Linked DNA regions of Mus musculus: regions 2, 3, 4, 5, 6 and 7 are each linked to region 1. The links are chromatin loops, found by intact Hi-C in ENCODE. Cell type or tissue: heart. All regions are shown on one strand. Region 1 overlaps Gpc1 (glypican 1). Region 2 holds the start of Otos (otospiralin). Region 3 has its middle 21 kb from the start of Gm36102. Region 4 has its middle 34 kb from the start of Gm29483. Region 5 has its middle 2.6 kb from the start of Olfr1414. Region 6 overlaps Ankmy1 (ankyrin repeat and MYND domain containing 1). Region 7 has its middle 9.2 kb from the start of Gm36102.

Region 1 (4,000 bases):
TGGGACGGTCTATTGGGTCGCATATCCCGGTTGCAGTGGGCTAGGAACTTCTCTATGCGGATCTCTCCCAGAGGCGTCAAGGGTTCTGCTTAGGAATTTACGCGGATCCACAGCAGGAGCCGCCTAGGTGGGATTTATGGGGGAGATCCTACACTTCAAGCCTGGGTTCTAAGGAAATGTGAGCCCGCTGCGCGATTCAGGGGACCCCAGGGCTCGAGGGGATTCCTACCTAGGAACTTGTGCCCGCCAGCGCCCCTATCCTAGCACACTCGTGGTCTGACCGGGCGCTCCGGGCCGCCTGGAGCTGCGAGCCCAGCTGCAGGTGGTCGGCGTCTTGGATCCCGCCCAGGGGCCTTGTCATCTCTTTGTAAGAAGAGCGGCCCTCCTGGCGGCGGCCTCGGCCCTGCAGCTGCTGAGAGCAGCCCTTCCCCTCCCTTCCCTTCCCTGCTGCCTCAGGAGCTCTGGGAACCGAATCTTTATGAGCTTGGAGTGCCTATGCAATGTCCCAAGGACCTCCCAAGCCCCAGGCTTTGCTCTTAAATGTGTGGGGAGCTTTCCTGGATAAGTGTAACACCAGGGCCTTGGTGAGCAGGGAATTCCTGCTGTGGGATTCTTCTGAAACTGAGGGGGCTTGCAGACTAGAGACCAAACTCAACTGGTGTCGTAGGCACTCTGAATGAGGAAAGTAAGAGTATTGCCCAGAGGGGTGGCCTGTGGCCCCAACTTGCTTGGGAATGGCAGTAGATAGCCAGCCATGGAGAACCCTGTTTCTGGGGAGAGACAGAACCCACAAGACACATTGTGTGGCCTGAGTCTCTTGACTATCTCCCTCTCAAATGCCCTCAGAACAGGCCTTTCTATGCCTCTCTCTACATACAGCCCTGCCATTGCCAAAGCCACCTCCTACAGTTCTCTGGGCACTGTCACCCGGTGCCTGGCAGCAGCAGGTATAGTTTGGTTGGTACCCTGCTCACTCTACCCACCTCCAAACACACAGAAATAGGAACATATACCCTGACATCCTTGTGTATCTCTTATCCCTGCCAGACGTACCCTGCTCCGCACACATACCAGCCTGAGGCCTTCCAGCCTACATCTTACCTTGGCATGGATATGCCACCCATCTTAATGCCTTCTTGGAGACCTTCTTGAGCTTGTACCCACCCACAGCTACTGTGCCCGAGTAGGCAGGGACTGGCAATGTAGGCAGTGACAAGGGCAGTGAGAGGGCAAAATAAAGAAGCAGAGGTGTGGTCCTTCCAGAGAGCCTGGTTCTTACTACCCTGCAGTTGGGGAATGTGGGGGATTAGGAACAAGACAAGCAAAAGGCTTTGATGTCTGTGAGGACAGCCGTAGATGCCCATCCAGCTGGGGTGTGTAGGCACCCTGCAGAATTACAGCAGTCATACTGGTTGGGGCCCAGTGTTTGTTCAGAGACACCCTATTTATTGACATGCAAGGCTGGGGCCTATGTTTTCCCATCATCCCTATTGGTGCACCTCAGAACTGGTGCCACACTTTTCTGGAACCCCATGGGCTGCACCTCACAGCCCTCAGAGTGGGAGAATACCTCCAAGCCCCAGGGCACTAAAGAGAGTATTAGCATGTGGAGTGAGAAACAGGGTGACCTCCTAAGATAGCAGTAGCCCAAAGGGCAGCCAAGCTCAGGGTCCTGTCTGGTTCTGTGCCACCAGACCTGGACTCTGAGGACCAGGCGCCCTCTGGTGGCCCCTAATGGCGCAGTCCTCCCTGGAGCTCCTATGTAATCCCTTAGTTCCAAAGAGCTCCTACTTATAAGAAATATGGGAATACCCCAGGAGATAGGTGCCTGCTGAGGTTCAACTGGAGTCATTGGGTGATTAGGAGAGAGGAAGAGTGGCTCATGGGCAAATGGATGTCCTTTCCTGCCCCTGAGTCTTAGGGACCAGAAATAGCGGGAGACTTCCCTTTTATCAAACAGTACTATATGTAAGAGGCTGGCTCCTCACCGAAGGCACTGCTTAGTTTTCTGGATGGCCTTTCCAGGCAGCAGTGATGACAGCTGTCCCATTCTGTAGAGGAGAACTAGCCAGGGGCGGCCGCCACTACAGTGGTATCCTCCTTCTGTGCCAGGGCCCTGCCGGGGAGCAAGGTCTAGGTGAGGTTGCTAGGAGCCCACTGCTGAATCACAGCCATGGGCAAGCAAGTCTCTCTTAGCTGGCAGGACTGTTCTGGGCTATGTTCCTAAGTATACCCTCTGTAGTTAGCTCTATACCAGGGTTTTCCATTTGGATTCTAGGGTCAGAGACTACCCCTGCCTGGTCTCTGTTGTCAACACAAAGTCCATCCAGGCCACTGGCCACAACCAAGTAGGTTCTCTATAAACAACTGCAGATGAACACGTGTTTCTTGGCAGCTGTACCGCAGCCTGGAGGTGGAAGGTGGAGATGGCCTTAGCAGAGCGCACACAGCCCTCCTTAGGGTCCCCAGCCTGGGCAGAGTAGGGGCTGGGCATCAGAAGAACTTAAAACTATCAAGCTTCTATGTCCTAAAATCACAGTGTTCCTGTCTGCCTGCCAGCTAAGGTGGGCACCTCATACCAAAACCCCACAATGACTATTCACTAAGCTCCCAGCAGGACTCTAAGTCTCTATGTGAGCTTTGGCCTTCTGTACAGTAGTTCGGAATCCAAGGTCCTCTTGTTCCTGTATGCCCTTTCCACCTCTTAGGAGTTGTCTGACTTTCTGTAGAAGCCAACTAAGGTCTGTGGCTCTCAGAAGTCACTGGCACATTCGCCACCCTGGACTGAAAGTATCTGCGTGCCCTATTCTGCCCAGGAAGAGACACCCCTGTGTGGCTCAGCCTGAAGCCTGGGGTGGTCCTCATACCCTAGTGTGCTGCTTAGAGCTTGACTTTCATCATCCCCAGCACAACGGTCGTCGGGCTTACGTGTACCCAAGGGAGCCATGTTCCAGCACGGCCGTCTGCGTGATGCAATGACCTGGGTCCTTGCTGTAGCACTGCGGCTCTCGTGCTGGACAGGCCATCCTGTTTCTCCATGGAAACTTCCTCTCTTGGGCTCCAGAGGCTTTCTGCAGAGTCAGCACATACTGCACAGGTGATAGTGTCCATCAGCTGAGAGGGTTCCTGATGAACTGGCTCCAAAGAGGCATTTTCACAACTACCCCGGGAGCACTGGGTGAGAGGGACTGTGTGAGCCACTGGAGAGAAGAGGACATCAAGGCCAGAGAGGCCACATACCGTTCTTAGGGCATTGTCTGACAAATGCCAAAGCCTGTGCTGGCAGCTATTCCTCAGTAAAGCCGGAGCAGACCTCCTTTCTAAGGCTCTGTGTTCTGGAAGCGTCACACTGTCTCAGCTTGGAGACCTGAAGTAGGATTTTGCAGTGCAGGTTTTGTGGGCCTTCCCTAGCTCTAGACATATAACAGGGGTGACCCAAAGTGTGCAAAGAGGTATCGTGACTGCCTCCTGTGGGCCGAGGACAGAACCTCAGATTGTCAATAACAACAGAGAGGCAAACTGATCTTGATGAGACTAGGTCCCAAAAGAATAGTAGGCAGACGCCCTGTACACAGGGCTAGCCAAGGAATATGGTAGGGGCTCTGACAATGATAGTGACACTAGAATACTAGTGCAAGTCTCTACTGACAGGCCTACTCTCACCTCACCCGCCAAAGTACTGGGGCTTTACTGTCATGTATGCCAGCCAAGCAACGGGATGCACTTTAGAGCCAGGTAGGTTCAGCCAGTGTACGAACACACCTCCATTTATACCATGGGTCCTGTAGTCCAGCTGTCACTTGCAGGGACAGGTGGACTCTTTCTTAAACAAGACTGTCCTCTTCAGGCTGGGTCAAGAGGGATTTCAGGGTCTTTGCTATGTCAGAACATAGGCAGAGCCTCCACCCCCACCCCGCCCCTGAAGTTCAAGCCTCTGTCCAGCCCTGACCTACCCTGACTGTGGGCACAGTCATGTGGTGTTGGATGCTACCCATGTCCT
Region 2 (4,000 bases), 190 kb before region 1:
ATGGCTGAACAGGTAGAAGTGCTTGCTGCTAAACCGAGTTCGATCCCCACATCTCACATGCTGGAAGGAGAGAACGAACTCCCACAAGTTGTTCTCTGACCTACACATACACACCTGGAACACACTGCAAACACATACACAATAAGTAAATGTCATTTTTTTTAATGGTAAATGCCTTCCCCAGGGCCCTTGCATTCCTACATTTGATGGGAATCCCAAAACACTGGATTCCATCCTTTAATAATTGCTAGGATTCCTTCTAAAATTCAATGCTTGAGGGCAGGGAAGAGTTCGAATTCTCAAAAGCTCCCAAAGGTCGGGCCCAGGAACAATACCATATAGGATGGGCAAACTTGAAACCTGCCCAGTGACTGCTCAGAAGCCTGCATGATATCCAGTGCATAATATCCCGCCCCACACAGAAACTCGGAGGGAACCTCCAAGGTCTTAACAGTCTGTCTGCTTGGATTCAAGAGATGCTTAGATGTATAAGGCCACTCTGCTGGACAGAGGCCCCTTGTTATCTCCCGTGGCAGTCAGCTTGAAAAGGACCCTGTGGTAACGAACGCCAGGATTGGGAATGAGTCAGAGGTATCTGGCGCCCCCTGCTGTCCATCCATGGACACCACATCTGACTAATAATTACTCCTTGAGCCTCGCAGATGCCCCTGCCTGTACTCTGAAATGCTAGCGCAACCCAAATTCATTCTCCTAGAAGGCAGAGCCCAGAGTAGCTTACCATCATCCATTGAGCTGTCCCAACATGGACACAGGCAGGTGCTCATAATTTAAAGTCTCAAGGCCACAGTTCATCGTGCCAGTGTGTTTTCCTGCATTCTTCTCTGCCACGGAATGGTCCGCCTGTGTTTTGCACTGTTCATACATCCCCGAGCCCCGCAAAGCCTCGGAAGTGGCTTATAACTGATCCTAGAGTCACTTCCTGTTTCCTGGACCGTGGCCAGCATAAGTACTGGGGTGTAGGGGGTGATGGCTCACAGTCTGCCTTCTCCTCACATCTCCCAGACTGACATCTGCCCTAAGTCCTCCGTCCCAGATGGCAGCATTGCCCTCCCGCTTGTGCCTGCAGAGTACCCGGGTGTCCCAGGGACTGAGCAGTACCTCACTGACAGGGCTGGAGTCTTCTGGCTGGATTCAAACCCAAGGAGAGTGGCGTCATGTGACCACACAGAGCTGGGATTCAGAGGTTCTAGAAGTCATGCTGCCCCTTGTCCCTCTAAACATGCCCTGGTAGACACATTTCCTTTGGGAAGTGCCATCCCTGCTCCTACAAAGGAGGGGGGCGCAGACTTCTAATGTCACCCATGTTTGTCCTCAAACACACACATCCCTATCGGACTTTTAAAGAGCTTAACTAAACATGTTACCTTGGACATGAAAAGGGAGAATTCTGGGAGCGTGTTGAGCTGACTTGGCAAAGCCTGTCAAGGTGGAAGTCCCTCCACGCCACCACAGCTGATGCGGGTGTGGCAGCTTTAACAGGAAATCTAGAAGGGCCTGGGGTGAGACAGCCGGTCCCAGGCTGCTTGGAGAACAGGCTCAGAGCTTGGAGTGGAATGTTTCTGAGATGGCCTCCAGGGGGCGCCATGCTCACAGGCTCCTGTGCAGCTGGCCCACAGGACAGGGTTTGTGTTCTGGAATAATCAAAGTCTCCTTCCATGTCATAAGACTGACCGCATACGGATCTGAAGCTGAAATGTGAAAGCATGTGATCACCTTCTTTTAAAATACCTCGTTCTTTTCCTGAACTGACCATAGACTCTCTGAAAAGGTCCCAGGTCAACCCCGGCGAGTACCCCTTCAGAAACCACGAAGAATTGACCTGGATTGGGATGAGATGGGGTTGGGGGGTCCTAGGGACTCCAGTGTGGCTGAAAGAAATACAGGACGCATGGTTACATTTGAATTTCAAGCGACCAGCTTTTCTAGCGGAAGTTTCATGTCTCAAACATCTCCAGGGATCTGTCCCCCAACCCACCCACCCCCAAATATTCACTTTAGGTGAAACACTCATCTTCCCAACACCATATGCACACACAGGTGTGTACACACTTACAATGTGCACAGACAAGCAGGTGTCTATTGCTGTCATCCCATAGAGTATGGGAAGAGGCGGGCTGCTTTGGAGGCTGAGCCTGGGATCAGAAGGCAGGAGCAAGATAGGTGTGGCGCTACCTGAGGCCACCATCTGGAATCAATACTGCACCCCCAATACGCACAGAGAGCATCTGGGTTCCTGGGGGCTAATGGATCCAGAAACCAGCCCAGGCAGAACTGAAAGATCTTGCTGAGGCCAAGGATCCAGGGATTGCTATAGGCCCTGCCCTGACTGCAGGAAGCTCCACTGGTGGCTTCTCGGTGACATAAAGGGTTAACTGAACCACTGAGCCAGGCATCTCACTGGGAAGTTGCCTGGTTCACCACAGCTGCCTCCCTGAGAGGTGGAGTACATACCCTTCCCAGCAAGGAATATTTAGCTTGTGGTCATTTGCGACCCCCAACAGAAGGATGGGTCTCACATGGCCCATGGTTTTTTGTTTGTTTGTTTGTTTGTTTTTTCTCACAGGATTCTTTGTCATCTGCATTTCTCTGCATCATGGGAAAAGATTCCCAGGAACCCAGGAAGGGCTGGTGTTGACCCTGGGCTGTGAAGGATGTCATCTGAGCTTTTCCCACAAGGGCTTCACCACGTCGGACATGCTGACACAAGCCGAAGGATCTGCCTTGGACTCCAGTCAGGGGACAGGATACCAGAGACACAGGTCAGCAGCAACAGGAGTGACATCAATCCAGTGCCATACAGGCCCATTTACTTAGAAGAAGCCCTTGGGCAGACGTGACTCTCTCACCTCAGACCACTGCAGAGTTCTGATCTCTGCTCGCCGTAACACAGCCTTTCCCCCAGTTCCTTTGAACTGAAAGTGACTTGTCTGTCATGTTTCTAATACCACAGGGAGGGTTAAATGTTATGTCTCTAGGACTTGATATCGTAGGCTACAGAGCTCCCAGAACCAGCCAGGCCCTGTGGCATGGGCTAGAGGGGTGCAGGGAAGGACCCGCTAGCTCAGTTTCCAGCCTAGGAGGAACGTAAATGGGTTATCCTGTTTCTGGGAGAATGTTTTTCTGTCAGCAGAGGTGGTGTGGATGATGGGTTATCACCCAGTTCGAGTGCCCCGAACACCAGTTTCTGGACTGCAATTCATTGCCTTTCTCGCATGCATGCCTGGCTGGTTTTGTGTCAACTTGATATAAGCTAGGGTCATCAGAGAGAAAGGAGCCTCAGTTGAGGAAATGCCTCTAAGACATCCAGCTGTAGAGCATTTTCTTAATTAGTGACTGATAGAGGAAGGCCAGCCCATTGTGGGTGGGGTCATTCCTGGGCTGGTGGTCCTAGGTTCTATGAGAATGCAGGTTGAGCAAGCTAGTAAGCAGCATCCCTTCATGGCCTCTCAATCAGCTCCTGCCCCCAGGTTCCTGCCCTGCTCCAGTTCCTGTCCTGACTTCTCTCAGTGAAGGACTACAACCTGGAAGTGTAAACCAAATGAACTCTTTCCTCCCCAACTTGCTTGTGGTCATAGTTTTGTTGCAGCAATAGAAACCCGGACTAAGACACCTGGTTACCTCTCCAGGGTCACAGTATGGACCCTTTCCGGGTGCTGAGTGTTCCTGGTTCAGGACCTCAGTTTTTAACCAAAGCCACACCTAGCCATGCCTGCTCTCAGGTGGGATTTTCTTTGTGGTTGCCTTCAGAAAGGGCACTTGATTGAGGCACATTTCCCTTTCTTTGTCCCCCTTGGAGGAAGGGCTGCTAGGCCCAGAATGTGACTGTCTGGAGGAGGGACACAAATGCATCTGACTACAGAACAAGGAGTGGGTAGCCAGCACTACCAGACTGCAGGCTCAGCCCTTTGTGGTCCCCACCTGGTGAAACAGACAGGCCATGGTGTGCTTTGGGGCAGGGAGGGTTTCTTTCCTTGGGTGA
Region 3 (4,000 bases), 61 kb before region 1:
AGCGCTGAAGGCCAAGCGCAGAAGACATACAAGCGCCACTGCTGTTGGCGCGGAACCCTCGCAAAGCCCTCAACTTTACTACCATGTGAGCTAGTTTTATGTCAACTTCACACAGGTTAGAGTCATTGTGGAGGAGGGAACTTCAATTGAGAAAAATTTTTCCCACCAGATTGGCCTGTGGGCAAGCCTGTGGTGTGTTTTCATGGTGGATGATTGATGTGGAGGGCCCAGCTCACTGTGAGCAGTGCCACCATTGAGCTGGGTGGTCTTGGGTGTTATAAGAAGGCAGGCTGAGCAAGCCATGAGGAAAAAACAGCAAGTAGCACTGCAGCTATGGCTTCTGCATCAGCTTCTGCCTCCAGGTCCCTGCCCTAGTTGAGTTCCTGCCCTAGGGTGCCTCTGTGATATGATGTCACCCAGAAGAACAAGATGAAACAAACCGTTTCCTCTCCGTCTTGCCTTTGGTTGTGGTGTTTTGTTTGTTTGCTTGCTTTTGTTTTATCGCAGCGATAGAAATCCTAAGCCAACTTCTACCTATAGTTTTGTTTGCTTTCTATAGTAGATCCTCCAATTTAGCTTGGGGCCACTCAAATACGTTCATGCTATTTAAGGGACCACTGCTTGAGACTTTCACCAACCCCCAGAGGAAACGGTGCTGATATCTGATGACAGCAGGGCTTGAGGGTCAGAAGACACATACCAAGTCTGAGCCAATTAGGAAGTGACTGACTCTCAGGGATGAAAGTTCTAGGAGGACCCTGAGCAGCAGGTGTTGCTGATACAGGACTCCTGGATACCTGATATTCTGTTCCATCACCAGTCTATAGCTGCTCCAACTGGAAATTCAAAGTTATCTCTCAGACCTTGCCATACCAGCAACAGGACACCCACCACTGGGCACTGACAATGTGGTGAGTCTTCCCAGGGACACCTGATTTTGATGATCCAATAAGAAATGTCTCATCTCCGAGTCATCCTTTCGGATTGATTGATTACATACAGAAATGATACTATTTGTATCCCTTCAAGCCACTGTGCTGGTTCCCCGTGTCGGACTCTGTTTGAGCAGCAGTGGGAACTGGTGCTGATGAGGCTATCTGTGTCCATGAGGTCACCTAAGTTGATGATGCAGGTCTGGGTTCAAAGGGCAAGGTGACTGAGCAGGACCTGCAGGCTGTCTCAGCCACCCACAGGATGACATAGGAAACGTCTTTGGCTTCCACGTCAGAATAGGCAAGAACTCAAATGTGTTCCTGGTCTGATACATTTGTTTCAAATTACAGTGGTTAAAAAAGAAGTCTCGGAGGCGATGGCCTGTTCATGGTAGCTTACCACTGCAAACATTTTTGCTAAAACAGTCACTTCAAGAAAAAAAAAAAAAAACTACAGTAGTAAAGATGACTCTGGTAACTGCACACGAGCCTGATTCTCCCTTATCCTGTCTGTAGACAGGCCCTGTCATCACGGGCCACTATTTGCAAGACATTATGTCAAGCGCCTCTCATTGGCCATCATGTGCAAATGGTTTGCTTCTTGTTAAAATCCAATCCTGGTTTGGGTTTCTCTCGGCAAAGCTCTTGATGAGGACAGGCTGCGTCTGTTTTGAGTCTGTTTTGTGTCTGGTTTGTGTCAGCTGCATCCCTTACTAAAATCAGCTCCTTCTGTGTCCCAGTGAGCCTGAATGTCTGCCATGGTCTTTTGTGGCCTGGTCACATGAGATGGCTGAGCATGCTGGCCAGCAGTGTCAGTGAGCAAGTCCCATGTCCAGCCCAGGGAACCAGAGGCCAGATGCCATTCTTAGCAAGACGCAGCTACCACAGGGCCATCCCTGTGGTAGCGGGAGGTGGCATCGGCTCTCTGCCTCTAGGATCTTCGGCTCCTTTGAAGTACCAGTCTGAGACGGAGTGAAAAGGATTTGCATCAAATGCGATCTAAGGGCATGTCACTCCTCGGGTCTCTAGTCTGTGCGGCTCTGTGGCTGTTAAATTCAGACAGGCCTTATCAACGATAAAAGGCTGGTCTGGGGGTGGGATTAGTAATCAGGCACGCTCAACTCTTCAGGAGAGCCTAGGCTTTTATTCCTGGGAGTCTCCCTCTTTTTATAAATGCTTAAGGAGAGCGCATGAACTTCCCAGTGCAGCTGGCTTCCAGATGATCCAGGGAAGCAGACAGCACCACTGGGAAGTGACAGTGTGGGCCTCCTTGGGACTAATGTGGTGAGCACCTTCATGATGAGGGACAGTGGGATGGAAGCTCATGGAGTAGAGAGTCTGCTGGCAAGGGAGGTATGTAAGCAAGGCTGATACCCTGGGGATCCCGTGGGCAGGACTGCAGATAGGGTTGCATGTGAGCTGAGCAGTCAGCAAAGTCACTCAGCCCTTCTGCTTTAGGTCGGGTGACCTGTCTCACGGATGCCTAACTGGTGGGCAGCCTTCTCAGGGGTCAAGAATGAAAGGCAACGTCGTTTAAAGAAAAGCCTGGGTGCCAAGACCCATCTATACATCTTACCATTTGTTTCTCTGCCACTGCCCTGCTCAGTATTGCAAGCAGATGGTGCAAACACCTAGCCAGGAAGCTGCACCTCTGTGTCCCAACCTAGGGCAGTTTCACATCAGCGTGACTGCTTGGCTGCAAGTCTTTTGAAAGTGGCTTCAGAGCTAAGTGTCCCCACTTTATTTTTTCATTAATTTATTTATTTATTCACTTTACGTCCCAATATCCGCACCCCCTTCTCCCAGTCCCTTCTCACACAGCTCCTCCCCCATCCTCTCCTAAGAATGGGGAAATCAGAATGGGGAGATCCCCTGGGTATCGCTCCACCCTGGCACATCAAGTCACTGCAAGGCTAGGCACATCCTCTCCCACCATGGCCAGAAAAGCAGCCCAGTTATGAGAATGGGATCCACAGACAGGCAACAGATTTAGTGGCCCTAGGGGGGGACCTTCATGAAGAAGGCTAAGCTGCACATTGGCTACATATGTGCGGGGACCTGGTCCAGCTGATGCTTGCTCTTTGGTTGGTGGTTCAGTCTCTGGGAGCCCCCAGGGTCCAGGTTAGTTGACTCTGCTGGTCTTCCTGTGGCGTCCCTTCTCAACATTTGTGATGGTCTCTTCTCTCTCTAAGCTCTTCTTGTTTTGTTTTGTTGGCAAGTTTTTTTGGTTTGCCAGGGTGTGGTTTTATTTTGTTTTGGTTTCTTTGAAACAGATCAAAGCATTTGGAAAGGGGTTTTCCAGCGGTCACTGTTGTAATCACCTGGGTCTCTGTGTGTTATGCATTCCCCTGTGACTCTTAGGGAGCCAGACGCCCAAGGCATATGGGTACACACACACACACACACACACACACACACACACACACACACACCAGACAGGACCAGCCTCTGGCTCTAAATCCAAGCATACTGGTCCCATCCCTGGGACCCTCGCAATAGCAACAGTGCTCTCCTGACAGTCAAAGCTGAGACAGTGCCCTAGTGGAGCATTCCTGGGCTAATAAGAACCCCACAGTCTCCTTGTGGGTGTCGGTGGTGAGCTCTGTGTCCACCCAGTATCAGACTTGTCCTCCAGGAAGATTCAAATCAAGTCCTCTGCCACTCACCAGCCAAGCTGCCCCAGGAAGCGGCTTCGTAGTGTCATAAAGGGCAGCTAGAGATACACAGAAGTTGCAGATAAACAAAGAATTCATTGACAGATCTCTTTCAGGGAATCACAAGCTGCGTTTCCGAATGATAAGGCTTTTAGCTCTGAGCCTGGAGAACCAGAGGCTCAGGATTCTAAGCTTTCAGAGCCAGGTCGGGTTGCTGGCTGCAAGGACTCAAGGCTGAGAATCGCTGCCTAGGGCTTAGAACACCACCAGCCAGATCCGGTTACAGCTCTGGAGGTTTGGATAAGGACCCTCAGCGCTCAGACGCTCAGACGTCTCTCGTGAGCTCTTCTGGACTGCTGGAGCCGCAGCCTGCGGGCTCACCTCCTGTCTCTGGTTCTTACAGGCTCGTGTGCT
Region 4 (4,000 bases), 140 kb before region 1:
ATAAAGTGAGATTGACCTGGCATCACTCTCTGGCTTACACACACACACAAACACACACACACACACACACACACACACACACACACACACACACAGAGAGAGAGAGAGAGAGAGAGAGAGAGAGAGAGAGAAAGAGAGAACTGCTAAATTTTAGCAGAATTGAAAAATCAACAGAATAATCAAACGTTAATCCAGAAGAATTTGAAAAGATGTAATAAAAATGATAGTTTAGCTGGCTACTTCACAAAGAGCTTAGTTTGACAAAAACTGAACCTTTTTGGAGACATCCACAGTCTCTGAACTTTGGCTACTGGTGAGGACTGGAAGAAACAGGCACTTTCTGGGAACCATGTGAACTGTTGGTGCAGTGTTTCATGACTGCAACATCAGTACCCTTGCCACAGACTGAGAAAGGAGGATTGCCACAAGTTCAAGGCCAGCCTGGACTATCTGGTAAATTCAAGTCTAGCCTGGGCTATAGTATGAAGTTTTAACAACAACAACAAAAACAAACAAACCAGCAAACGGAGGACACCTGCTGGGACTCACAGGAATCTACTCTAAAGAAACAAGCACCGAACCTCTCTCTCTATGCCTGTCTTAGTCACTGTTCTACTGCTGTGAAGAGACACCATGACCAAGGCAACTCTTATATAGGAAAGCATTTGACTGGGACCTTGCTTACAGTTTCAGAGATTTAGTCCATGTCACTATGGCGGGGCCATGACAGCACTCACGGTAATGGAGAAGGAGCTGTGAGCTACATCCTGATCCACAAGCCAAAACACTGGGCGGGGCATGGGCTTTTTGAAACCTCAAAGCCCACCCCCAATGACGTACTTCCTCCCACAAGGCCACACCTCCTAATCATTTTCAACCTATCAAAGAATTCCACTCCCTGGTGACTAAACCTTCAAATATATGAGCCTATGGGGGCCGTTCTTATTCAAACCACACAATGCCCATCAAATTGGTTTTCATGTGCTTGCAATCCCAGAAATTTACAGAGAGAAACTCATGAGAAAAACAATGACATCACTCAGCATTAAACACAGAGGCACAACTTGCAGTAAACAGAGGCAAACTGCTCGGGAACACAAACCCTGAGAAACAGCACACTGGACTGAGAGCTGCCCAGGAGCCAGAGGGCAGTGGGTAGTCGCGGGTCTGAGAGGCCCCTACAGGCCTCTTGTCTGGATGCTTATCCACATGTTCAGAGATTTTCTCGTCGGAGAAATATCATACAATTAGACATGAGTGGGTGAGTTTAATACTACCCAAGGACCCCTGGTGCCAGGCTGGTCAGCGCCCTTTCTAGCTGGTAATTCCCGGTCCTCATTCCCCAGGTCATATCAGCAAGTTCAGTGGATGTGAGCCCGGCTGCAGGACAAATGTCCAGAAGACACCCAGTTCAGTCTCCCACCCAACCAGTAGCCTCTCACAAATGTCCCTCCAGGTGCCCCTGTGTGGGCTTCTGGTTTCCAGGGAGAGTTACACAGGGACAGGTGGAGCACGCCTTGGCCTGTGTATCCAGAGTGACATGCCACATGGCCTGACACACCTGACACACACCCCTCTCCAGAAAACCCTGTTGTTAGGCTGAACTTAGCCCAACACCCACAGAGAGCAATTCCAAGTCAGCTTGCAGAGAAGTGGACCAGTAAAGATGGCACCAGGTTTGCTCTGTTTGGGGATGAGAAACGGTGGCCTAGGAGGCTGGTTTTCTCTGGGGTACCCACCCCTTCCCCTTGCCTGTATCCCTTAGTTTCTGATTCCAGGCCCAGATTCACAATCCCTTCTCAGGTGTGAGGTTCCTAATCAGAGCTCAAATCCAAAGGCCCAGTGGACTGGGGAGGCAAAACGTTGAAGTACCCACAGCCTACTGTAAGTGATGGCCTCCCACCACCAGGAGGCGCTGAAGCTCAAGAAAGACCAGTGGATGCCTCAGACACACTCTATAAGAATTCTGCTAGTCTCTGAATCCCTGTTTACAGGCCCAACCCGGCCCTAATCCCAGCTGCCAAAGTTAACTTGCTAGGAGTTGTACCCCAATTTATCTAGACCAGGCTGGGCAAGATCAGGCCTTCTTCTTGGCCTGCGGAGAGAGGCCTCAGGACTTAGCAGACATGCCCAGCAAGACAACAGACACAAGACTCAATTCCATCCTGACTGCATCCCAGTCACCCAGGCTTGGCTGGGGCAGATCATGGTACCCTTTATAGGCAGGCATATATTTAAGCTATACCGCTGCCTGCTTTGAGAGTTACAGCAGGCAGTAAGTGGCTCCAGGCCCCCAACTGTTCCCTCTATTTGGAGCCTCCTTGATGATCCCAGAATTTGAGCTCTCCAGGCCGGATGCTAAGAATGAGTGAAGTATGACACATGAACACACAAAATCCAGGCTTCTCAGGTGGTCTTGACTGGCCAGTGTGGGCCCCAATTTACTGCTTTAGCATGCCCATCAAGGCTTCAGAAAATATGTGCGGAATCCCGCAGCCTGAGAAAGCACACTGGATGCCAGCCTTGGGCAGAGTGATTCTGAGTTCCCTTAGGCACTGGGCTCTTTCAGTGTCCCTTGGGGCTCCAAAAAGGTTGGTGGATCCTGTGTGTCCTTCCAGGGTGGCTTTTTAGAGTTCAGAGGTTCCATGGGCTGTGAACTCACCTCTAGGTCTCAGTCATCCACCGAGCAAGATGAGACCAAAGGACAGATAGGGGAGCACTCAGGAGAATGAAGGGCCACAGATGCAGCATACAGGGACACAGCCCAACCTGCATCACTGAGTCTGTACACGCTTGGCCTCACTCTGTCTCCCCCTAGCCCTCTTAGGCCCCGTGCTGTAGGCTATGTGTCCAGACAGAGCTCCAGCCCAGGATAAGGCTGGCACATAGCCATCAGGATAAGGCTGGGTCTCAGGGACAGCTCTGGGAAGGCAGCTGAGGGGAGAGGGCTGAGGCCTAGTCACATCATGATCAGGGTCTACCCCTTGACTTTAGCTCTTCCCTTGAGAGGATTCTCTGACAAGGTCATGCCTGGTTGGTTCTAGTTGGGGTTGCCTTTAAGGACAGCAGAGCAGCCTCTGCTGCCGGCAGCCCTAGCTACTAGCCTGGCAGTCCTGGTGTGATCATGGTTCCTGGTGGTGCAGAGGTCACAGGCTGGTCTCAGTGTCTCCCTGTGCCACCCTCTCTGGCCCTCAGGAGTCCCCTGCTCTATAGCCAGTGTTAGGTTGAGTTTCCTTACAGCCCATAGCAGACGGAAAACTTCTCACTTAGTCTCAGAATGAGCGTACGCTGTTTAAACAGGAATACGTAGCATCGCCACAAAGGAAACATATCACAGGAAAAAAATGAAAGCAATCTGAAGACAGTGCTCTCTCCACGAGGACATCCATTATGCTCCCAGTGTCTCAGTGGTAGGAAGAGGCCAGGGCTTCACTGAGACAGAGCCACGGTCCTGCCAACATTGCTATAACTTGCTGTGCCAACCAGCGGCAGAAGGGCACCTGGATGGGGCAGAAATCAGCAGTGGGTGGTGCAGTGGGTGGGAGCTGGGTGCCTCAATGTCCTTCTTGCCTCTGCTTCTTCTTTCTCCTGGTGTGAAGTGGGGACATCAGCTGGCCCTAAGCCAGCTCCACTGGGGGTGTCCGCAGCCCAGAACCCCCAGGGACACCTACCTTTTCAAATGGCACCCATCTTAGGCCCACTGTGTCCAAGAAGGTCCTGCTCCAGACTCACCCTCATGGATCTAAAACACCCCCATCCTATCTGCACTCCTGCTCCCCCAATCCACTCCATCCCTTCTCTTCCCACTGCCTCCTCCTCAAGGAAGCCTTCCCATGTTTCTCCATCAGCAGCCTTCTTCCCAAGAGCATCTTTCTAGGCTCCTCGCCCTATCATGGCCCCCTTCTCTCCTTCCTGCAGGGCCTGTTCAGGCCAGACCCTAAAGCCAAGAGGACAGAAGCACGTGCTGGCCGTGAAAGAGGCCTGCTGGGGGCAGGTCAGG
Region 5 (4,000 bases), 310 kb before region 1:
TTTCCACAAAGTCATAATCGCCCATCAGCCAGTAGGTGTCACAAATCAAACACAACCAAGCAGGCCTTCCAGCTTCTCAGAGAGGCTAAAATAGAACACCAGACAGCTCCGGATGGTGGTGGGTGCAGACTCTCCTACACTGCCAGTGTGAGCAAGACAGTCCAGCTGCTCTGTAAAGGACGTCTAGCAGTTTCTTATTGAGTTGTAAAACTAGACATATATTCATGTACAACTCCAGATACCTCCATCTATATGGCTGTTCCTTTCACAATCTCTCAAAGCTGGAAATAGTCCCATGTCCTACAGTGTGTTATTTGCTGAGCCAGCTGAACCCACAAGTGAGCTGTCTGGACACAGGATGGCGTAGGTGGGTCTTATGTCCCCACATGCTCATTGCCCATTTGGGCATCTTCTTAGGTTCCCAGAAAAAGCCAAAGCACTTTTCATCAGTCCCTGCCAGAGCCTGTGAACTCAGGCGTGGATGGTCCTTTCCCAGTTCCTGGGCAACATAGACCAAACCAAACCTATAAAATAATCATGGCTATAACAAGTCCTTCATCCTTCATACAGTCATAGGTATAGAATCAAGGAGGCCAAGCTCTTGGCATTGCCTGGGAAGAGTGAGAGGTTTGTGTGGCCACCTGGCAGGAAGGTGCTTTTTGCCCATAGTGGAAAGACTTTTGCTGTGTTCATGGCTGCCTGCACTGTTTGCCTCTGTTAGATGGTCTATTACGTTACAAGAGAAATTATTTTTATTAATTAATTTGGTTTAATGACAATCTCACAGTATATATATATATATATATATATATATATTTCTGATTACTCCCTGCCCCCATTCTTTCTTCTCTTTCCCCCAGCCCATCAGCTCACCTCCTCCTCCTCAGATCCCTTCCCCACATGCATGACTTTAAGTTTTATTTTTCTGACCCATCTGGTTTAACACAGACCATCTGTGTAAGCGCTGGATTACACCTATTCAATGGAACTGGGTGGGGTCACCAGTGTGTTAACAGCTGAAGCCACTGACTCTCTCTCTCTGAATCCATAAGGAGCGAATAGTTCACCAGTGATGGGCAGAGCCCCCTGGGCCCCTCCTCTGCCCACTGCTGTCTGTTGACAAACCCATTATCATGCAGATCCAGCACAGGTATCCACACCTCCCTGAGTTCATGATTCAGAGGGCTCAGTCTTGCCCAGAACGGCTCATCACTCACTGTCCTTGTCCTTATCTTCCAGCTTTTGCATTCTTTCTGTCCTTTCTTCAACAATGCTCCCTGAGTTGTGGAGGGGGCGCTTTCAATGTCTTCTTCAGGGTTGGCTGCTCATCCGTCATTTATCCTCAGTGCCTTGGGCAGCGGTGAGTCTGCATTTACCACTGTTTGATGGAAAGTAGCATCTGTCAGACTTCCAGCGATGCCGACAAACCGTGTCTTAGCCCATTGCTGCAACAAGCCACCTGGAGCTGCGTAATGTATAAGGAAAAGAGATTGCTTAGGGGAATATCACAGCAGTCGGAGAAGTTATAAAGATCAAGGGCCCCATCCGTGTCAGGAGAGGGCAAGTGTATCCCTCAGCAAAAGTGCACGTGAGGTTAAGAGCAGGCACGTGGGAAGAGTGTGCAAGTGTGTGGGGAGCCAGGCTCAGCTTTCTGACACTCTCAAACCAACCAACTAACCAACCAAGACAGTCCTAGAGGAAGAACTTAGGCCCACCTGAAACAGCCTGTTGGAAGGACTCCACCCCATGCTCTCAGTACCGCCCACACAGCCCCCATCTCCCACTCCACCTGAGGCATGAGGCCTCAACATGATGGGGGGAAACCATATTCACCCTCAGCAGGACCTTACTCCCACATGGGCATCCTCCTTCACCAGACCAGATTCCCACTGGCCACACAGCTTGGTTCTTGGCCACTGCTGGAGTCAGTGGGAAGACCACACGGGGCTCTTGCTTATCACCCCCTCGACTACCCCTGCCCCCAACCACTGCTCATCAGTCTCTAGAAACTTCCTTCTTCCATCTGCAGTCTCATCAGCTGGTTGCTGGAAGAACCTCCTGAGAGCTGCTTCCTGGACACTGCCCATGTGGGGACAGGATTGTCAGTCCCTCTGGTACTCGGCCACGGAAGAAAAACACAGGTCCACTATCCTGGTAGCCATTCCTGTTCATTCCAGAACTCTCTGGGAATTCATCTTAGAGGTTTACCCAGCCTTTATTGGAATTTCAAATTTTCAGATTATTTTATGCCGACCAGAACTAGAGGCAGTGTCTAGGTCGGTAGCACTCTGGATATCCTGACAAGAGGCCCTGTCATTACAGCACACTTTTTTTTTTTTTTTTTTTTTTTAAATCCCAAATTCCAGCGTCTACCACTGGGTGGCGGCCGCGGACTTCAGCTGGGAGCTGTTTTCAAAGCAGGGGCTGGAGATATTCCCAGAATTCTTGTGCTCATCACCACAGGATTCCCAAGACACTGAGGGACCACTGCATTTCCTTTGGCAAGTCAGCAGTAGCCCGCTTCTGTTCATACCCCACACGTGGCCTTCCCTCGGGGGTTCTCTTGGGCAGGTGAGGTCCATATGCCCAGGGATGGGAGCTGCTCCTCCACGGGGCTCTTCCAGGTGGACAGCCAGCCACAGTAGCAGCATCAAGAGCGTCAAGGGGGATGTTCACTATGTGAGTATGTAGGTTAGCATCCTTTCTCCCAGCCCCAGCTTGATCTCCACTCTCTGCTAGTACCGCAACAGTAATTTAGTGTTTTATCGCAAGCAAAGCTTGTGCAAGGTCTATATCCTCCCCAACCAAATAACAGAATCTGGTGAGATCAGACAACCCATGGCAGTAGGTTGGCATCCTCTCGTCATGGAGGAAGATTGCAATAAAGAAAATAGATTTCAGGCCGCCCCTCGGCACGTGGCCCTGCCTCTACACGTTGCTGCTCTTTGACTACTCTGGGTGTCCAGCTCATCCGTCTTTACCCAGGCTATTTGTGCTACAGAGCGATAATCGGTTCATAAGCACCCCAGCTTCTAATGTGTTAATTAAAAGTCATTGTTCCCGTTTTCCCAATCAGCTGTCCTTTGCTGTCTCAAATGAATGATCTGTGCAGGCTGGGGCAGTTCTATAAGCTCCCACAAATGCATCTAGTTAATATCCATTAAAGTGAACTGACCCACAAGCCAGGCCAGGCAAGCTGCCCCTGGTCAGACCTGACCGCCTCCCCCACAATGCACTGAGTGTGTCGGTGTCACACAAAACTACAGCACTTCACTTTCATCTAAACCACATGTTTACCCTGACCGCTCTTCCTTCATTTCTATTTTCAGGGCTTTGGTGTTCTCAGTAACAAGCTGCAGTTGTTATTAATGGCTGCTGCCTTATTGACACCATCACAAGAGGTTTAATTTTTATCTTCCCTGTCTCGGGCCATAGCTCAGTTTTATTTCACAGTGCGTCTGTGCTCACTGACGTCATTCGATTCACCCGTTGGATGGCTGACTCCTGGGTGGCCCCCACATGGATGTCACGTCATTTGAGAGTAAACACTGATGCTCCGATCCTTTTGGTTCTCTCTCGGTGTCTTCGTTTCCCTTGGCTTATTAAGCACGATGACCTTTGGCACGCTGTCAAGTACAATGGGGTGGGGTTAGCATGTACCATTAAGAGACTCTCAGCCCGAGCATGGCAAACACGGCTCTGGCAGGCCTTGCCCTTCTCCCCCATTCCCTCTGCCTTGCTAAAAACTATTAGTTTTTACATTACCGAAGCTATATTCCTGAAGCTGGTCACCGAGGTCTAGTTCCTTATTTGGCCACTTGCTCCTCTTGAGGCTGACTCTCTGGGTAGAGCTATCTGAGTATTGAAGTCCAGAAATCAAAAGCCCCCTTTTAGCTCACCTAATTAACACGCTCAATTAAAATTAAACACCTCATCCTAACACAGGGGTTTCCTCCATTTTCTTTATTAACCGTCTCTCTCTACCCAGAGGAAGTCCTTG
Region 6 (4,000 bases), 61 kb after region 1:
GTATCCTAGCATGTGTATCCTAGCATGTGTATCCTAGCATGTGCATGGCCCTGGGCTCCACTCCAGCACTGCCAAAAGTATTTAAAATTATGGTGACAGGCACGACACAGTGAAAATAATATCCCCAAATTTATATAACTTTATTAACATTAAAATTAGACGTTGGGTCATAAAACAGTGAAGAGGGTTTTTGTTTATTTTATTTTTTTTCATTTATTCGTTTTTGAGACTGAGTCTCTATATATAGCTCTGGCTGTCCTTGAGCTTGCTATATAGACCAGGCTAGCTTTCAATTCATAGAGATATACCTGCCTCTGCCTCCCAAGTGCTGGGACTAAACCTGGTCTGAAGCGATTATTTTTGAAAAAGGGTACATCAGCTTATTATAATAAAAGGGCATAAAACAAATACCAGGGACATGTAATGAATCTAAAAAAATCTACCTATAAAAGAAATAACATGGTCTCAGAGTAATAAAGCTGAAACTGTAAGGAGTCATTTTAAATTTCTTCAATGGTGCTGAGACATTCTAACTTACCAAGTTCAACCACCGGCAGAGTCAACAGACAAAAGGATAATAAATAAAAAACAAAAACTTTATATTCAACTTAAAATAATACAAACAGCAAACGTCTGTGAGTCAGGAAGATACTGTGGTCAGTCAGCAGCTGTTGAAATGCACTTGGGAGTTGGCCTTGGCCCTCTGCACAGAGGTTACAGTTTTGTAGCCTGGTCTTCTTGTGGGACTCCTAACAGTGAGATCAGGGGCTGCCTCTGATTCTTTTGCCTGTTTTAGGTACCCTTTCCTTCGGGGTCACCTCCTCTAGCCTCAGTATGAGGGGAGGTACCTAGGCTTACTGAAACTTGATTTGCAATGGTTAATTGCTATCCATGGAAGATCCACCTTTTTCTGAAGAGAAATGGAGGAGGAATGAATGGGGGAAGTCAGAGGGGAGGTGGGGAGTGAGGGACTTGGGGAAACAAACTGTGGTCATGCGGTCTTCAGGATGGAGAGAGAGGTGGGGGGGAGAGAGGAGAGGAGAGGAGAGGAGGGGAGGGGAGGGGAGGGGAGGGGAGGGGAGGGGAGGGGAGGAGAGGGGAGGGGAGGGGAGGAGAGGAGAGGAATTTATTTAGAAAAAACAAAAGTTAGCCTTGTGTGGATGAGAGGTTCAGCAGATAGAGACTTGCTATGCAAACCTACTGTCCAGAAGTCCATTCTGCAAACCAATGTAAACGTGGAACCAACTCCACAAAGTTGTTCTCTGACCTCCACATGAACAAACAGGTTTTAGAAAAAAGAAGAAGAAGACTATAAAGTTGGTAGGCATGTAGATAATAGCCTGTAACCCCAGCTATTTGGGAAGCTGGGCAGGAAGATTGCAAAGTTGAGACCTGCCTGGGTTACCCAGTGAGTTCAAGGCTAGACTCTGCGGTTTGATCAGACGCTATCTCAAAATAAGTAAAAGGGGGGGGGGGGGCTGGGAGTGTAGCAGGGATCACAAGGATGCAGACTGCCACCCTGCATCCATTGGTCAGGACAAACATCAGAGAAGGGAAGCACCCCAACACATGGCCCTCAGACTACACTTACAAGTTTTCCCAGAGAAACGAAAACCACGCATTTACTGTTTACATGAACACACAAAATCCAACTAAACGTGTGTGCATAGCGGCTTTATTCACAGTCGACCCAAACAGGAAACAGTCTAAAGCTCTTTCAGTTAAGCTGTGGTGATTCCACATCACAGAGACTTCAATAACCAAAGAAACAACAGGCACATGGGCTATGGAGCTGGATCTGCCTTGCAGGCCAAGAGGAAGACACAGAATGGCTCTGCAGGGCGCCACCTTGTGGCCCTCTCAAGCAAAGGCCCAATTACAGGCAGCAGGGCAGCCATGGCTAACTGGAGGGAACACTTACTACAAAGGCATGGGGCCCAGATATGGGGGAGGGAGTCATTCAGTACCCAGAGCACACAAACCTACACTCATTGAAACTTTCAAAACTTTCTAATATATGATTGCATATAATTGTGAAGTATATGTATATATAAATTAAGGGGTGGGGAAAAAGGCAAATTTTAAATAATATGTATAAGAAAGAGCTATTTCATATATTAAAAATAAGTATTCATGGTACATTTTTTTGGTTTGTTTTTTGAGACAGGGTTTCTCTGTGTAGCCCTGGCTGTCCTGGAATTCACTTTGTAGACCAGGCTGGCCTCAAACTCAGAAATCTGCCTGCCTCTGCCTCCCGAGTGCTGGGATTAAAGGTGTGCGCCACCACGCCCGGCACATTCTCATTTTTTTATTTAGATCCTTATTATTAGTATTATAGTCACTAAAATGAGAAAGCTACCTCTGTTTTAACTTTCCCAAAGCCTGAATATCTTTTTCTCTAGTGTCCTAGATAATAGCTGCACCCACTCCTCACCTAAACACACAGAGGCCCCTCCAGACATACACACACTGTGGTACTATCCTCCCATGAGCACACAGCGCCCCACTCCTCATATATGTGTTCACACAGCAGCCTCTCCCCTCATATAAACACATGGCAACCCTGCCCCTCGAGTGAACACACAGCAGCCAGACCCTCGTGAACACATGGGCAGTCCCGCCTATCATGTGATCACGGCATCTCCTCACCTGGAATAACATTGTTTTTGTGTGCATGGTCCCGTAGCCTTCTCGTTGGCTGAGATAAAACGTGCCTGTGAAGCTGGAGCCATCCGGCCACGTGTAGGTGCCCAGGCCATGGAAATGGTCCCGGTAAAACTGCCCATGGTAGGCCTATGGAGAGGAGAGGTCCATGAGCCTCCTATCGAAGAGGGGGTATTACCTTTGTAGGTGACTGCTAAGCCAGGCTACAACACCTGGCTGAATGAGGACTACAAGGCTGTGATAGGCCTCTTGGGAACCCAGACACAAGACTTCTTTTAGTCCAGGTAGCCAATGTGATAACTGGCATTGGTCACTCAGAATACCCAGAGAGGTCTCCAGGCAGCCAGCCCACGAGTTCACCTTCCCTACCCTCTGCTGTGGGTTGGACTAGCTTGGGAAGTTCAGAACTGCATAGAGCTGCTGCCAGGCCAGCACCCACTCTAGGTTTGGCAGAGCTCTCCCCTCCTAGGAGTCCTGACCCCACCCTATGAGCTCTCTATCAGGTAACAGAGGCCAAGCTGGCTGGAGGATGCTTGCTGGTAGGGGGACCCTGAGCCTGGCTGAGAACAAAGTAGGGTCGATTTATGATGACTCCTCAGTACTGGGTCCATTGTGAGCCTCTGCTCGTCCTTGTCCTGCCTGAGCCCTTCAAGTAAGTATGTCAGGTGAGTATATCAAAGGACATGGGAGAGAGAAGGAAGGTGTTACCAATCCCCCAGGCTCTGTACTTGTCCTGTATGCTGTTAGGTGGCATCTCCATCCTCAGAAGATGCTGGGCCAGGAGCCCTTAGCTATGGTATGTAAAGAAGCCATGAACAATGGGCAAATGAGAAGCCAGATGAAGACTTGAGACACAAACACTCGAGCATCACCATCAACATGGAGTCCCAAACTGGCTCCTGATACCCATGTCTTCCAGGACTGCTGGGGGCTCCCATTCTGGGTCTTAGAGGACTCATGCCCTTATTCCTATCTTGACACCTCAATTCTCCTCAGACCCCATCTGTGGTGGTTTGAATAGGTTTGGCTCCCATAGATCCATGTGTTTGAATGCTAGGCCATAGGGGGTGACATTATTAGGAGGTGTGACCTGTTGGAGGAAGTTTGTTACTGTGTAGGCAGGCTTTGAGGTCCCCTAAGCTCAAGATATGCCCAATGTGACAGTCTCCTTCTGGCTGCATTTGGATCAAGATGTAGAACTCTAGGCTCCTCCAGCATCAAGTCTGCCTGCATCCTGCCATGCTTCCCTCCATGATGATAATGGACTGAATCTCTGAAACTGTAACTCAGCCCTAGTTAAATGTTTGCCTTTATAAAAGTTGCCTTGGTCATGATA
Region 7 (4,000 bases), 91 kb before region 1:
GTCTCTCTCTGTCTCTCTCTGTCTCTGTCTCTGTCTCTGTCTCTCTCTCTCTCTCTCTCTCTCTCTCTCTCACACACACACACACACACACACACACACACACACACACACGAAAAGTCATGTCTTAAGTCAAACATATAAGAAATATCCAGTTAACACTGTCATGTAAGCTGAGCCCAGGCTGAACAACCTCACCAGGGCCACAAGGCCCCTAACAGCCTAGAGCAGGCCATAAGTTATGCCGCAGCTGCAGCTGCTAGATAGGAGACTTGAGGCCTGGACAGGTGGAACTTGTAGATGAGCCTGCCTCAGAGTGACCCTGGCCAGTCTCCACAACACCGCGAACCTTATTTATACAGTGAGCTGGGGTGCAGGGATATTTGGGTAAGTGAAAAGAAGCGGGAAACTGTAGTTCTTTTCCAGTTCAAAAATTTTTTGTAAACTAAAGAATCTGTGTCTATAGCAAAATTCAAAGGAGAAGTGCTAAAATGTCATGTGTGTTAGAGGTGACAGAGCAAGGTGCCACTGTCTCTCCACCATGATTAACTCCAACCCATCTGCCTGCTCCAGATTTCCTACAAAGACCTCAAACATCTGCCTAGCCTCTGCTTTATGGCCATAGCACTGTGACAAGGCTTCAGGGGCCCTCGAGATGAACCTCGTGAGAGGACATGTTGTTAAGTCTGTGTGTCAAGCAGCACGAAGCCTATTAAGAAGCAACTGAGACACAGACTCACCCTCATTGGCTGGCCTGGGGTGGGGAGCCACTTTTCCCAGGCCCGTCCTGCTCCTGAGACCCATGGCCCAACTGAAATATCCCAAGTCCAGGACAGGATGTTATGCTAAAGCTGGCAACACCCACCAAGAAATGGAGGTGCAGCCTCACATTAGAGGAGACTGTGGAGGAAGCCTAGCAGTGACCAAGAAGCAGAAATAAGCCTTTTACTTGCCCAAATGTCCCTGCACCCAAGTTTCACTATATAAATAAGGTTTGCGGATGGGCTGGGTCAGGAATGAGTCTGGGCCTTCAATGCAGAAGAAAGAGCAGACAGGGAAGACACTTCACATACAAGCGTGAACCCAAGCAGGCAAGAGTATGTGGCACCCTAGACTGTTAGAGAATCTGCTGCCTCCCAGTTCAGACAGAGGGCTGGCTGTTTAGCATAGGGCATCCATCCCAGGCACAGAAGGAAACTGGCCAGCCAGTGGCTAACCCTAGGCCTTGAGAAATGAAGATAGACACTCCTGCTCTGCAGCCTCAGCATGTCTTGCTCTCCTTCGTCCTTTCACCAGAATCAGGAGCTTATGTGGAATCACTCCCCCACTCTGGTCTAGGTCACCTTGTGAATTAACATGGCGGGAGCTTGAACCTCAAGCCAAGGCTCCGCCTGCTTCATTGAGAGGGACCAGAGGAGCAACTCCAGGCCTGTGCACTGACCTGTAAGGAAAGAGCTTATGCCAACAGTGTCAACCCTGGGGCGTTTGGCAAGCACTAGAAATGTAGGAGTTCCTTATTTTTATTTTTAGACATTTACCAATAGTGGCCAACGGGATAAGCAAGTTTACCAGTATAAGACAAGTCACCTTCCTCTTTTTATGCAATTTGTGTCTTCATTCAGCACCCTTAGTACCTGGCATGACAGCTTTACCAGACATACATGCTACTCCCCAGAGATCAGCCATCTGAGATCCCCGAACGCAAGTGTGTCAGGTTCCTGCAGGGAGAGTAAAGGCTGCTGACCAGGAGGCTGGAGGTCAAGGGTCTGTCGGAACAGAATCCCATTGGACACAAAGCTTCAGGGATCTCCGTCTGCTTCCCTCTGCCTGGGAAGGCAGGGAATGGCCAGGAAGAATAATGGGCAGTCGGGAAGCTAGGACCAGGAGGAAATAAATCCCTGCTGGAATCCACCATCTAAGCATTAAGACAGTCTTTCACATTTTGCTGAAACCAGGTCTATAGTTCAGTGTGCCTCTGTCCCTCAGTTGTCCTCTACCTCGTTGGGTATTCAAGTGCATACACAGCCTGGTGCTCATGGGAATGATCTGTGGCTTCTATTGTCCTTGGATCAGCTCCATAGTCCTTGCTCCATTAGAGGGCAGCATTCAGTGGACCAGTTCCATGGCCTTGTACCAGTGCAGCTCAGCATTCCATAGGCCAGTTCCATTGCCTTATACCAGCCCAGCTCAGCATCCCATGGACCAGTTCCATTGCCTTATACCAGCCCAGCTCAGCATCCCATGGACCAGTTCCATTGCCTTATACCAGCCCAGCTCAGCATCCCATGGACCAGTTCCATTGCCTTATACCAGCCCAGTTAAGCATCCCATGGACCAGTTTTATTACCCAGCCCTCACTACAGAGTCCTCTCTTTGCTCACTTTGAGCCATAGCTGAATCTGTCTGCTGGAACCAGCTGTTTCACGTAAACCCTGCCTCTTTGTTTATCCGTATGTAATGACCTCACTCCCTTGTTCAGCTGTATGCAATCCTTCATCTCTCTTCAACCCTATGTAATAAACACACTGAGTTTTTGAGGTCCTGTTCTATGGCTTCTCCATCAGAGACTCCAGTAAACCTGAAGCCTGTGTGTCTGTCTGGCACTTCTTCAGTCCTTTACTGCCCCAGTCGTGCCTGTCCCTGAAACCGTGCAGGATGTAATGGAGATCAAACTATATTTAATAAGACTTTGTGTTTAGCAGACCTTTTTCTCTAGAATGAGCAAAATGAAACTTTGACTTCACAAAAGGTAGCAGGTAAAACTATGGTAATGATAACTGTCAAGCTCACAATCAAAGATTAGCACTATGAAAACCCCACCTTGTGCACACGAGACCTTCCTGTGGGCTGGTGTGTTGATAAGATGTCCCAGCGCTGGTGAGGCCACAAAGGAAGGGAGACCCAAGTGTTTCCCAAATGTCCAAAGGGCAACTGTACAAAAATCCATTCAAAGACAGAGTTCTGGATTGTCATTTAACAAACAAGGAAAAATGTTCAGTCTTTAATGTACCTCCATAATCTCCTTTGAACTAACGAAGATCCTAATGTGTCAGGTTTTAGTTAATTTCAAACAACAGCATCCCCAGTTATCGACAAATTCCACTGAACTCTCCTCCCACCTTCTGTGTGAAGCCAAGGTTTGTCGTGGACACATCCTGACCACTGATGGGATGTAGAAGCAGCTAGAAAAATCACGATGGCTAGCAAGCCCAACACTGGACAGATCTGAAAACTGCTTTTAGGGGAAAAAATTAGGAACATCAAGATGGCTCAGCAGCTACAGGCACCTGCGACCAAGACAACTGGGACCCACACAGTGGAGGGAGAAAACCAATGCCAGCCAGTTGTTTTCTGACCCGTACCTACATGTTGCACTGCGGATACAAACACTCACGTCCACACAAAATAATAAATAACCTTTTAAATCGTGCAACTTTTCTCTTTACATTTGGAAAATATTTATATTCCTCATCAGAATTCATTATCTGTGTTGAAGTGTAATGAGTTTGCCCTGGTTAACTTTTGTTTGTTTCTTTGGTTAGTTGTTTTGTTTGTTTGTTTGTTTGTTTTATTGGTTATTTTATTTATTTGTATTTCAAATGTTGTCCCCCTTCCCAGTTTCCCCTCCACAAACCCCCATCCCATGCCTTCTCTCCCTGCCTCTATGAGGGTGCTCCCCCACCCACTCCCACCTCACCGCCCTAGCATCCTCCTACTCTGGGGCATCAAGCCTGCACAGGACCAAGGGCCTCCCCTCCCACTGATGCCAGATAAGGCCATTCTCTGCTACATATGGGCTGGAGCCATGAGTCCCTCCATGTGTACTCTTTAATGAATTAGCAAAACATAATTAACATTTTTCTGTCCTCTAACCTCCAGCGTAGTAGCTCCGACAACTCCCACCCTTACACAAGCAGGGGCCTGGCAGTGACCTGGAGATCAGCTGAGAACTGCTGATCTCAAACCATGAATCACTGGTTGGAAGCCAGCAGATAATTGTGTC

What was found. A loop is a pair of places that touch in the nucleus more often than their neighbours do. Peaks named below come from ENCODE experiments on the same cell type or tissue, not always from the same donor. Only the 100,000 strongest peaks of a DNase experiment are listed, where the experiment ranks them.
Region 2: a loop joins it to region 1, with 9 times the contacts of the local background. A loop is called at or near these places in 19 of 42 quality-filtered maps.
Region 3: a loop joins it to region 1, with 10 times the contacts of the local background. A loop is called at or near these places in 7 of 42 quality-filtered maps.
Region 4: a loop joins it to region 1, with 12 times the contacts of the local background. A loop is called at or near these places in 29 of 42 quality-filtered maps.
Region 5: it touches region 1 in a loop (4-fold over the local background); 8 of 42 quality-filtered maps call a loop at or near these places.
Region 6: a loop joins it to region 1, with 2.1 times the contacts of the local background. A loop is called at or near these places in 19 of 42 quality-filtered maps.
Region 7: it touches region 1 in a loop (5-fold over the local background); 3 of 42 quality-filtered maps call a loop at or near these places.

What each region holds. Positions count from the first base shown.
Region 1 is chr1:92,832,466-92,836,465 of GRCm38, forward strand. All of the region lies in intron 1 of Gpc1 (glypican 1), which reads left to right. Gm29481 (a long non-coding RNA gene) reads right to left here. Exons shown (of 3, transcript XR_003947946.1): 1 at 230-4,000. Among named protein-coding and RNA genes, the nearest start is that of Gpc1, 2.8 kb to the left of the region's middle. In heart, CTCF peaks have their summits at 380 and 1,727 (motif pointing left); DNase peaks (open chromatin) are centred at 276, 1,746 and 2,357; H3K4me3 peaks cover 1,008 bases; H3K27ac peaks cover 1,014 bases; H3K27me3 peaks cover 3,121 bases.
Region 2 is chr1:92,647,366-92,651,365 of GRCm38, forward strand. Otos (otospiralin) reads right to left here and starts at 1,476. Exons shown (of 5, transcript NM_153114.2): 1 at 1,386-1,476. In heart, CTCF peaks have their summits at 603 (motif pointing left) and 1,595 (motif pointing right); a DNase peak (open chromatin) is centred at 1,586; H3K27me3 peaks cover 2,378 bases.
Region 3 is chr1:92,771,007-92,775,006 of GRCm38, forward strand. No RefSeq gene overlaps it. Among named protein-coding and RNA genes, the nearest start is that of Gm36102, 21 kb to the left of the region's middle. In heart, no CTCF peak of the experiment used is centred here; a DNase peak (open chromatin) is centred at 1,695; H3K4me3 peaks cover 705 bases; H3K27ac peaks cover 1,415 bases; H3K27me3 peaks cover 1,773 bases.
Region 4 is chr1:92,695,130-92,699,129 of GRCm38, forward strand. No RefSeq gene overlaps it. Among named protein-coding and RNA genes, the nearest start is that of Gm29483, 34 kb to the right of the region's middle. In heart, a CTCF peak has its summit at 1,898 (motif pointing right); a DNase peak (open chromatin) is centred at 1,970; H3K4me3 peaks cover 104 bases; H3K27ac peaks cover 1,695 bases; H3K27me3 peaks cover 410 bases.
Region 5 is chr1:92,519,110-92,523,109 of GRCm38, forward strand. No RefSeq gene overlaps it. Among named protein-coding and RNA genes, the nearest start is that of Olfr1414, 2.6 kb to the left of the region's middle. In heart, a CTCF peak has its summit at 2,378 (motif pointing right); no DNase peak of the experiment used is centred here; H3K27me3 peaks cover 1,249 bases.
Region 6 is chr1:92,893,420-92,897,419 of GRCm38, forward strand. Ankmy1 (ankyrin repeat and MYND domain containing 1) reads right to left here. Exons shown (of 18, transcript NM_001347091.1): 4 at 2,650-2,793. Among named protein-coding and RNA genes, the nearest start is that of Ankmy1, 7.5 kb to the right of the region's middle. In heart, a CTCF peak has its summit at 1,856 (motif pointing left); a DNase peak (open chromatin) is centred at 1,853; H3K27me3 peaks cover 994 bases.
Region 7 is chr1:92,740,994-92,744,993 of GRCm38, forward strand. No RefSeq gene overlaps it. Among named protein-coding and RNA genes, the nearest start is that of Gm36102, 9.2 kb to the right of the region's middle. In heart, a CTCF peak has its summit at 2,091 (motif pointing right); a DNase peak (open chromatin) is centred at 2,108; H3K27ac peaks cover 316 bases; H3K27me3 peaks cover 549 bases.